2 separate regions of the Homo sapiens genome follow, and region 2 is linked to region 1. Evidence: chromatin loops called from intact Hi-C (ENCODE). Cell type or tissue: dorsolateral prefrontal cortex. All regions are shown on one strand. Each heading gives the region's core, and the rest is flanking DNA. Links, peaks and the distances in the headings are about the cores only.

Region 1 (5,376 bases), core at 266-5,265:
TTAGCTTCCCAACCTTGGCCTCTTTGCTATGGGCAACCTGAATAGTTTGCATTTCTAGACAAATAGGTGAAAGAAAAGAGCAGCCATAACCCAACATCCCTGTAACTGGCCCGGGGCCCCAGATCCTGGGACTTTCCCCAACAGCTGGATACTTCTTCCTCTGTGAAAGATAACAGGGATTGGCTGGAGCTAACCCAAAAAGCAAGCAGACATAGACACAGGCTCTTGGAAAAGACCAAATACTACTCAAACCCAGGGATTTGGTTTCCCCACCCCCAAGGACCCAGGAAGAGGTTGCTCACAGCTGGGTGAGGTGCAGCACTTTCCACAGGAATCATGGCCTGGCTCTTTCCAGGGTAGGGGAGGAGCAGGTGCCGCTCCTCTCTGGGCATGCGTGCCTCCTGGGTGTCCTTCATGGAGCTTACACAGTGTGCTTTACACAGAGGCTATGGCCTCTCTGGAAGAGTTAAGATCTTTCTATAGCTCTTGAGATGGAGTATTTAACACCAATAAAGGCTTTCACCACCTCCTCAAAGCTTTGAACTGTTTTGTTTTTTAGAGATGGGGTCTTGCTGTGTTGCTCAGACTGGTCTTGAACTCCTGGGTTCAAGCAATTTTCCTGCCTCAGCCTCCTGAGTAGCTGGGACTATAGTTGCCAGCCTGGGTTTCCATCTATATCTTAATAACCAGAGTTGCTGTGCACTGTATCTAGGATTTGGCTTACTTGGCAAACTCTATGTCATAAAATCAGTATTTCTTCAATAAACTCAATATTTATTTACTATGATCTGGCAGCTGAAGTAGCCCAAACTTCTGACCTATATTCTGTAAGGTGGAAGAGTGGGCCTTTTAGTAGAAATCTCCAAGACCTAAGAATCTCTATTGAGACCCTGGGGTTAATGCAGGCTCCACCAAATCCAAGTGCTGGCTGGGAGACAGGAGTCAGCAGGATTTCACTGAGATGGTCAATTTTTATCCAGAATAGGGCTATGCCTGCATTAATTTGTCACCAGTGGAATGAAAATACAAACCCGCTGAGTATGATAGTTTGATATGAGGAGTGGTCAGTTATATAGAAAATTTAAAACAGAAAGCCCATGAGAAGTTTGCCTTTGGAAATGCCCATTAACTCCTTCCTAACAGGGTGACAGAGAGCTGGTGCCACCACAGGGAGTGTGCTTGTCAGAGCAGACCTCCTCCCCAGGTGGACACCATGACCCTTCACATCCTCCAGATCAAAGCTTCACTTTCCCCTGCTCACAGTGGCTTCTTGGACGACCATGTCTAAACCAGACCCTGCCTGCTATTCTTGACCAGACAGAGAGAACAGCCTGAGTGAAGACTCTGAGGCAGGAGTGAGCATGGCATTAGCAGGGCCTGGCAGAAGGCCAGGATGATGGCCACACTGAGTGCTGGGAAACACAGCACAAGATAAGCCTGGAGAATTGACAAGGGCCGGTCTGTGCAGAACCTGAGGGCCATGGCAAGAAGTCTGCCTTTTCTCCCCATGTCCAGAGCAGGGAAGAAGGATTTGCAAGTTTCTCACACATGCCTTGGCTTAAGCAAAGCTTGCTGGCCTCCTTCAAGCCATAGCACAGGGTGGCGTTTGCCGTGCCTGACTCCCCAAGCTAGGCACTGGGAGTCCAAGTGAACCATCTGGAGGGGTCAACAGTGACGTGAGCAGATAAGCCACAGCACATTGAGCTAGAGGAGGAAAGAGGAATGTGCACATCCCTGCTTGGATGTGGGGGCAGGAGGGGGAGGGCTCCAGGAAACCTCGCACAGATTCTTTGGGCTGCCTAAATCCCGCTGCTCCATGTCTAGGTGGCTGAAGCGCCTCCTGGCCTGCCTCAACCCCTCCTCTGGCCTGTCCTGTTTACCAGCCCTGCCACCTGCCCACTCTAAGAGGCTCCACCCTTCCTTGGAACACGGAGTTCTCTGCCTCTGGACTCTGGGGAGGGTGAGATTGTTGAGGCAGGCGGGCGAGCATGAGAGGGAAGGAAGAGGGAGGGAGGTCAAAGATACAAGGTGAGCTGGAGAAGAAACGGACTGTTTTGAGGATTTCCCCTCACACATTCTGGCTCCTACCTCTGACCGAAAGCAAAGGGAGCAGCTTTTACCAATGGAATGAGGCCAGGGTGTGTTGGCTTACACCCATAATCCTAGCACTTTGGGGAGGCCAAGGTAAGAGGATCAGTTGAGCTCAGGAGTTCAAAACCAGCCTGGGCAAGATAGCGAGACCCCATCTCTACAAAATTTTTTTTTTAATTGGCAGGCATGGTGGCATGTGCCTGTGGTACTAGCTACTTGGAGGCTGAGGTTTGAGGATCTCTTGAGCCCAGGAGGTCAAGGCTACAGCAAGCCATGATCGTGACACTGCACTCTAGCCTGGGTGACAGAGTGAGACCCTGCCTCTAAATAAATTAAATCAATCAATCAATACCAATTAACTAACTAACCAACCTGTCTATCGGGGTCAGTCAGCTCTTATAGTCCCACCTGAATTCTGCTTTGCCTTCTCCTGCAACAGCAACGCCTTCGAAAGTGCTTACTGTGTGCTAGGCAGGCGTTGCACATGGACAGGGACTGGGAGTTCAGATGGCCAGCTGGCCTGCTGTCTGGGGACAGGGGGTTTCCCAGGACCTGAGACTTTCAGTACTAAAACCAGGACAGTCCTGGGCAAGCTGGAACAGCTGGTCACCTGGTGGGAACTGAGCACCCATGGAGTCAGCAGAGAAGGAAGGCGGCACCACAGCATAGCTGGTGGTGGGAGCAAGCAGGAGTCTTTTCCTCCTTAGCACTGGAAGCGCCACTCTTGGCATTTACCTCCCTTCCTGAATGGAGCCCCACCTGTTTTTATGAGGCCTCCCCAGGCCAAGCCCTCAGGATGGGCAGGGGTGGGTTGAGACTGTGCTGTCTCTGCTGTTTGCTAAGGTTGTTCTCATGGTATCACGCTGCCAGAGACTGTCCACTTGGCTCACATTGATGGAGGTCAGCTAAGGACAGGCTGATTAGCTGGCCCCTCAGGGCCTTTCTCTTGGTGACACAGCCTCTGGCTCAGAACAAAGGCCCCTCATTTTGCTGAGGCACAGACTCTTGAACGTGAGAGTGCTGCCACCTGCTGGTCACAGCGCTGCTTCCAGAAGGGGAGCTGGAGCCTCAGGAGGGAGACTGGGCCATGAGCCCAGGTCTGTAGCCTCTCTGTGGGCCACAGCACCACCTCCCAGCATGCCCTGGGCCAGATAGCTGAAGAAAAGAAGCTGGGGACCCCCCTAACAGGTATGCCTTGAAGGGGACTGCAAGGCTCTCTCATGCCAGAACTCTCTCAGGCTGGCCATGGATTCCCAGAATTCCCAGCCAGCGTGGGCACTCTTAGCTATAATAGAACCCTCGGCCCAGTGGTGTGCTGGAGCTGCTGGGCAGGAGGCAATCATCAAATATTCAGGAAATTTACCAGCTGCACTGGTCATGGTGGGAGTATTTACACCATGGAAATTGGCAAAGGCTACAGATTAAGAGTTTTCTCCACCCGTAACTCTTCCTCCAGTGGATTTATCAGTACACCTTTGCAAAACCTCTATCAAACTTAAAATGTTGTCACCTGAGAAGGGGCAAGTACCAGCCTGTTTGTAAAGGTTTCTCAGATAAAGCATCAAGTATGGAATTGGCATCATAGAGAAGAAATACATTCTGATAAGAGGGAGATTGTGAGGAAGGAAATTTTGTTAAGCTCCCTAAGAACAACTAAGGTAATAGTTAAGGGCTCTGCGATGAGAAACACATGGATTCAAGTAGCAGCTCTTCTACTTGCTAACTGAATGATGCTGGTCAAATTGCTTCATCTCTAGCTTCCAGTTTCCCTGTCTGCAAGTGGGGGTATTGGGAGTAGTTGCCTCATGTAGTTGTGAGGTGATGCGTTTGATGAATCTAAGTGCTTAGAACATTGCCAGGCAGAAAGCAAGTGCTCAATACATCTTAGATATTATCAGATATTGATTAGAACCTCCACTTCAGCAGGCTTAAACTGATCTTGACATCTTCCTGGTAAAACCAGTTTCACCTCTAGATGTCTTTTACAGGGTTGGGGAATGAAGACTGGTTCTTCCATCCTCCCCGGCAGCTAACCTTTAACATCAGCCTCGGTTTGGGCTATTCATTTGTACTTGTCCCCTACAGTTAGTATGTAAGAAAATGTATCCCCTATACTCTTAATATGATAAAGTACATCCTGAATGTAAAGTATCTAAGCAGTGAACACTTGCCAAACCAACCCAAAATATTTTGTGTAAATGAGTCACTGGCCAGTTAAGAGGTCAAGTATAGAAAGGGCAGGACTCAGATCCGATTCCAACTCCAAGACCTGAGTCATCCTCAGTTGTATTGCATCTGATTTAAAGGAAGATTATGTTAACAAGACACAAATTGAATAGAATTGGGGAAAATGGGAATCTGAGAGCAGTGCTCTTTCAGTGGAAAGAGACATGGGGCTTAGAGGACATGAGCTCCCCTCTCATGAGAGTGGAGGGCTTGGTTGTGCAGTAAAGAGAGTTGGTGAAGTTTCTATAGAGCCTGATGGACTAAAGCCCAAGAACTGACCTGATGGACTTGCCCCATCCAAGACTCTGGTCACCCCTCAATCTTTGAATGAATACTTTGGCTTCTTGGGTGCTAAAATCCTTGGAAGATGTGTCCTTAGATGAGATACATATATTTCCATTGTTAAAAAGTTATAAATGAGTTTGCATTATACTCTTTTGACTTTTGTTATATGGACAAAGATTAGGTTAGATTTGGTTGCATAAAACAGACAAAACAGTAGCATAAATAAAATGTACATTTATTTCTCTCCCATGTCAATGAAATCCAGATGTTGGCAGCCTGGGACAAGTATGGCAACTCTACAGTCATCATCAGTCACTATCTTATAGCTCCATTATCTTCAACATGAGTTTTTGTCTAGTGGTTTAAGATGGTCACTGGAGCTCCATCCAGGCTGCTTTCTTGCCAACAAAAAAATCATATTTTCCCAAAGTCTGACAAATCACTGCCCAGGTGTACTCATGCAAACCCATTCTGATGCAAGAAAACTGAAAAATGTCTTTATTCCAACTAGGGGTAGGAGGCATTTGCCTAGCTAAAAATTAAGGATTCTATTTTTAATAAAGTAAGGTAGCTAGATATTGGTGGACAGCCCACAATCTCTACCAAAGTAGATCAATTTCCCTAAGCCTGCTCATTTTTGACATCAGAGAACTGCTGCACAACAACCCCCAGGATAAACCACCCTGTGAGCCCAGGAAGAGAAGATGGCTGGATTCCCTCTCAACACTCTCCTGCCTCAGTGTGAATTTAATCCCCATACCCCATAAGCCCCAG
Region 2 (5,376 bases), core at 158-5,157, 51 kb before region 1:
AAATTACAGGAGTTACATGGTCATTGCAGGTTCTATCTCGTTGTTCCCATCTTATGAAGATGTAGTGAGGATTAGGTGAAATAATATATTAAGAACTTAATGATGCCTGGTATATAATAAATACTTAATAAATATTAGTCATTGCTGTTTTTTCCAAGTCTTCCATGTTATAAATTTCTGTGATGTATATTTTTATTTACATGAAGTATTTTCCTCTTCAGGTTTATTTTCTTTAGCTAAATTTGCAAAAGTGAGATACCTGAATGAAAGGGTACAAGCACCCTTAGATCTCATGATAGTTCACACATATTATCAAATTACTTTCCTAAATCATTATAATGATATATGCCATGACCAGCCACAAGGGAACCATCACTAGCACTGGTTCTTTTTTTTTTTTTTCTTTTTTGAGATAGAGTCTTGCTCTGTCACCCAGGCTGGAGTGCAATGACTGCAACCCTTCACACCCCGGGTTCAAGCGATTCTCCTGCCTCAACGCCCCGAGTAGCTGGGATTACAGGTGTATGCCGCCACGCCCAACAAATTTTTATATTTTTAGTAAAGATAGGGTTTCACCATGTTAGCTAGGCTGGTCTCGAACTCCTGGCCTCAGGTGATCCACCCAACTCAGCCTCCCAAAGTGCTAGGATTACAGGCATGAGCCATCATGCCCGGCCACACTGGGTATTATTATTGATTTTTATTTATAATAATTGGATTGATTTTTAGGGTTGATCCTTCTACAAATACCTATCCAGAGAAGCAGTGGGCTGAGTTTAGCTGGATACAGGGTAGGGCCAACCAACCCAACTAGAATGGAACTGAAGGCAGGAAAGGGCCTCTCAGGTCAGGGAAGACTGATAAGAAAACTAGCAAGGATATGACCATTCTCAGGTGCTCACAGCAGGAAGGAGTGGAGCCATAAGATGCACACTGACCCCGCATCAGGAATGCTGCAGATAAACCCAGATAAGAATGAGAGACTTCTGAGGCCTGAATAGTTTGTTCAAGGAAGAAAGAAAGGACCAGTGGCAGGCAAGAAAAGCTCACAGAAGCCCAGCCCGTGTTGCCTGGCAGGAGAGGTGATAAAAGGAAGGGTCCCCAAATTACACCTTTCTGCAGAGGAATAAGAAGAAGAAACCTGTTGGGAAATCCAGGGACACGATACCTTATAAGGACTTCTGGTCACCGGAACTTGGTACTTTTCTGTTGTTTAAGCCACTCAGTTTGTGGAACTTCGGTAGGCGGCCCCAGCAGACAATGCAAAGGTCCTCCTGCATCTAGCCTGCTTTCATCCCTCTCCTCAGCTCTCAGTATTGCCCCTCATTCACTCTCCTAGCACAGCCGACCTCCTCCTAGTGTATGGAGACACTAGGCACACCTCCACTTTGGGCACTTTTCAGGGCTGTTCCCTCTGCCTGGAACTTCCTTCTCCCCAAACCTGCCTGACTCCCTCCTACACCTCCTTCAGATCTTTACATCAATGTCACGTTCTTAATAAGGCTTTTCTTGACCACTTTGTTAAACATTGGACCTTCCCCTACTCCCACCTTCTGGTTCCTCTTACCCTGCTCTGTTCTTTTTCCTGACAGCCCCAGCCCCTCTGACATACTATACTATTATACTCTCCTTGTTTGTCACGTTTATTGTTTCTTGTCTGTCTCACTGCATTGGAAGTTGCATGACATGATGCTAGGAATTTTTGTCTGTTTTGATCACTGATTCCTCTCAAGTGTCTTGCACAGTGTTTGACACTTAAAAGGCACTCAACTGATGAACAAATGAATGGTCTTGAGTGGCTGATGTGTGTGTGAGGTGTGTGTGTGTGTGTGTGATTTCAGTGCTTACTCTATGTCTACCCCATGCTAAGCACTGCTTGAATGCCCATGGAAACCTCTTAACAATCCTATGGGGCAATAATGATTATCTTCATCTTACGTAAACAAGGAAACCAAGACTCACAGAGACTAAGAATCTTGCCTATGCTTCTTCTGTAAGTTGGCACATCAGAGTCCATATTCACACTCCAGGCTTTCCAATCCCAGTGCCACACTGGTTTCTTGCTGGGCATTGGCAAGGGCTCTGTTCAGGAAAATGCCCCATGCCCCGTTTCCTAGGGATCAGGGTAGTAGCCCAGGGCAGCTGCAGCCCAAGGCAAGTGTTTCTAGAGTGGCCCTGAGCCACAGCTGGCTACCACCCAGCTGGTGATGGCTCAGGCTTCCAGGCTTGGCTCACTGATGATCAGCAGGGTCCAGATCACCCTGGATCTGCCACTCACACGTGTGTCTGGGAGGGTGAGAGAAAGGGAAGATAAGAGAGGGCAGTAAATGAGGGCAGGGAGCAGCAGGCTATTGAAATTCTACACTCACTAGGAGCCAAGTGGGCCGGGAGGCTGGTATTACTGGCTGTGCTCAGCGGGCACCCAGTGGGCAGAAATCCCATTGCCCAGTTCTCCTGGGGCGGGGGTTGAAGGGCAGACTGTAACTCTGTAGTTGTATTGTGATGGCGAAGGAGGAAACAAGAGCAGCTGATCCGGCCTGGATCAGGAGTGCCCACGTGCAAACAGACAGGCCTTTGTGTCCTGGGCCCAGACAACAGGCTGCATTCTTCCCCCACCTCAGTGACGTCCTTCACGAACATGTCCTCAGAGTGCGTTTTCAAAGGATTAATCAGCTAAGGATCAGATGACACGGCATTCCCTGTTACCCACTCTTTGCTGTAGCTGTGCCTTCACTTGTCTCTGAGCACAGAGTGGGGGGCCAGCCCCAGCCCTGCCCTTGGGGTGCTTACAGTGGGCCCCAGGTAGCTGCAGGCCTCAGAGATCTCAGCTGTCAGAATCTCAGAACACAGGAGCTGAAAGGGCCCAAGAGCAAGTCTGTCCCCTGCTTTTTATTGGAGAGGTGATGGAGTAAGCGATAGGGCCATCACTGGGACCCAGGGCTCCTGCCCCTGACAGCAGTGTCATCTGGTAGGAGCGTTAAGCTGCCCCACAGTCTGGCAGTTACATCAGCCCCCACCAAAGGACCTAGATCACCTCCTGGAGAAGCCTGAGGGAGATGGGTTCTTGATGAAGGTAGACTTAATTCTCACTAGGCTTGATTCTGACTGGTTTCCAAAGCAAATGGCTTTCCTTGCCCAAGCCAAAAGCAGGAGACAGGAAACACCCAAGGATGTTTATTGCTGTCCTGCTTAACCACACTGTGGGACTCCCGAATGATCAGTTACCTTGTGAAATGCTTCTTTCTCTAGATGGACAAAAATGTCCCTTGGATACTAAAACGGCCATCTTCCCTGGCTTTTTGAGATCATGCTCTCAGAAATTAGAAGACTTGGGTTCTGCTTCCAGGTATGGCAACTTCAGACTGCAAAATCATAGAAAAGAAGCTCTCCTAACCCCTAATAACCACTGATCTGTTCTCCATCTCCATAGTTTTATTTTTTTCAAGAATGTCCTATAAATGGAATAATTCAGTATGTAATCTTTTTTTACCTTCAACTTTTAATTTTGAGATAAATGTAGGTTATGCAGTGGTAAAGAATAATACAGAGATTCTATGCGCACTTTACCCAATTTCCCTTAATGATATTGCAAAACTATAAGGTTGAGATATAGAATATTTCCAACAGCACAAGGATTCCTCATTGTCCTTTTATTCCCACACTCACTTCCTTTCCACCCCCACCGACTCCTTAATCCCTGGCAATCACTAATCTAGTCTCCATTTCTAAAGTCTTGTCATTTCGAGAATGCCATATTTAAGGAATCATACTGTATGTAACCTTTTGTGATAGGATTTTTTCACTCAGCATAATTCTCTGGAAATGCATCTAGATTATTGTCTGTATTATCGGTCATTCCTTTTTCCTGCTGAGTATTATTCTGCAGTGTGGATGTACCAGAGTTTGTTTAACCATTCACCCATTGAAGGATATCTGGGCTGTTTCCAGGTTTTGGCTACCATGAATAAAGCTATTGTAAACATTAGTCTACAGGATTTTGTATGAACATTTGTCTTCATTTCTCTGGGATAATTGCCCAGGAGTGTAATTGCTGGGTCATACGGTAGTTACATGTTTAGTTTTTAAAGAAACTGACAAATCATTTTCAGATTGGTTGTAACATTTTTTACTTTCCTGCCAGCAATATGTGAGTAGTCCAGTTTCTCTACATCATCATCAGCATTTAATGTTACCACGATTTGTTTTTAGCCATTCTGATAGGTGTGTGGTGATAAAATTGTCATCTTAATTTTCTTTTCCCTAATGGCTGATGATGTTGAACAACTTTTGATGTGCTATTTACCATTTGTATATCTTTTTCAGTGAAATGTCTGTTTATGTCTTTTGCCCATGATCTAATTGGATTATTTGCTTTTTTATTGTTGAGTTTTGAGAGTTCTTTATATATTCTAGATACTAATCATTTGCTGCATATGTGATTTGTAAATATTTTCCTCCATTCTGTAGCTTGTCTTTTCATCGTTTTAACAGGAGCTTTTATAGAACAAAAATTTTAAATTTTCATTAAGTCCAACTTATCATTTTTTCTTTCATGATTATGTTTTTGGTATTAAGTCTGAAAACTCTTTGCCTAGCTGTAGACCTCAAAGATTTTCTCCTAGTTTTGGGGTAAAAGTTTTATATTTTTGTGTTTTACATTTAAGTCCATGATCTATTTTGAGTTAACTTTTGCTTAAGGGTGTGAGACTTAGGCCAATATTGGTTATTTAGTTGGTTGGTTGGTTGGTTGGTTGATTGATTGATTATAGGTGCCTATAGGTGTCCATTGGTGACAGCATCATTTGTTGAAAGGCTTTCCTTTCTCTATGCAGTTGCTCTTGACTCTTGTTAAAGTCAGTTGGGCATAAAATGTCCAGAATAGGCACATTTATTGAGGCAGAAAATAGACTAGTGGTTGGTCTAGGGCTATGGGGGAAGTTGCAGAAAAGTATGGGTCACTGATAAAGGGTACAAAGTTCTTTGGGGGGTAATAAAAGTGGTCTAATATTGATTGTGGTGATGGTAGCATGACTCTGAATATATTAAAAACCACTGGGTTTTACATTTTAAGTAGGTGAGTTGTATGGTGTGTGAACTATATCCCAGTAAAGCTGTGACCAAAAGAAATCAGTTTGGCATATTTGTGTGGGTCTATTTCTGGTTTCTGTATTCCATTCAATCGGTCTATGTGTCTATTACTTTGCCAATACCACAAAGACTTGATCACTGTAGCAGTACAGTAAGTCTTAAAATGTGGCAGATGGTTTCCTTTCACTTTATTTATTTTTTCCAAAATATTTTAGCTAGTCTAGTTCCTTTGCCTTTTCACATAGATCTTAGAATGATTCTATCCATGTCTGCAAAAATCTTATCAGG

The links. Hi-C counts contacts between places; a loop is a spot of excess contacts. Peaks named below come from ENCODE experiments on the same cell type or tissue, not always from the same donor. Only the 100,000 strongest peaks of a DNase experiment are listed, where the experiment ranks them.
Region 2: it touches region 1 in a loop (3-fold over the local background); 30 of 110 quality-filtered maps call a loop at or near these places.

What each region holds. Positions count from the first base shown.
Region 1 is chr1:116,482,316-116,487,691 of GRCh38, forward strand. It overlaps LOC112268235 (a long non-coding RNA gene), which reads left to right. Exons shown (of 2, transcript XR_002958352.2): 1 at 1-5,376. Among named protein-coding and RNA genes, the nearest start is that of LINC01762, 6.2 kb to the left of the region's middle. RefSeq lists an enhancer at 1,033-1,533. In dorsolateral prefrontal cortex, for the core only: CTCF peaks have their summits at 3,124 (motif pointing left) and 3,329; DNase peaks (open chromatin) are centred at 1,384 and 3,126; H3K27ac peaks cover 705 bases.
Region 2 is chr1:116,431,124-116,436,499 of GRCh38, forward strand. All of the region lies in intron 2 of LINC01762 (long intergenic non-protein coding RNA 1762), which reads right to left. Among named protein-coding and RNA genes, the nearest start is that of ATP1A1-AS1, 15 kb to the left of the region's middle. In dorsolateral prefrontal cortex, for the core only: no CTCF peak of the experiment used is centred there; a DNase peak (open chromatin) is centred at 2,468; H3K4me3 peaks cover 1,195 bases; H3K27ac peaks cover 3,605 bases.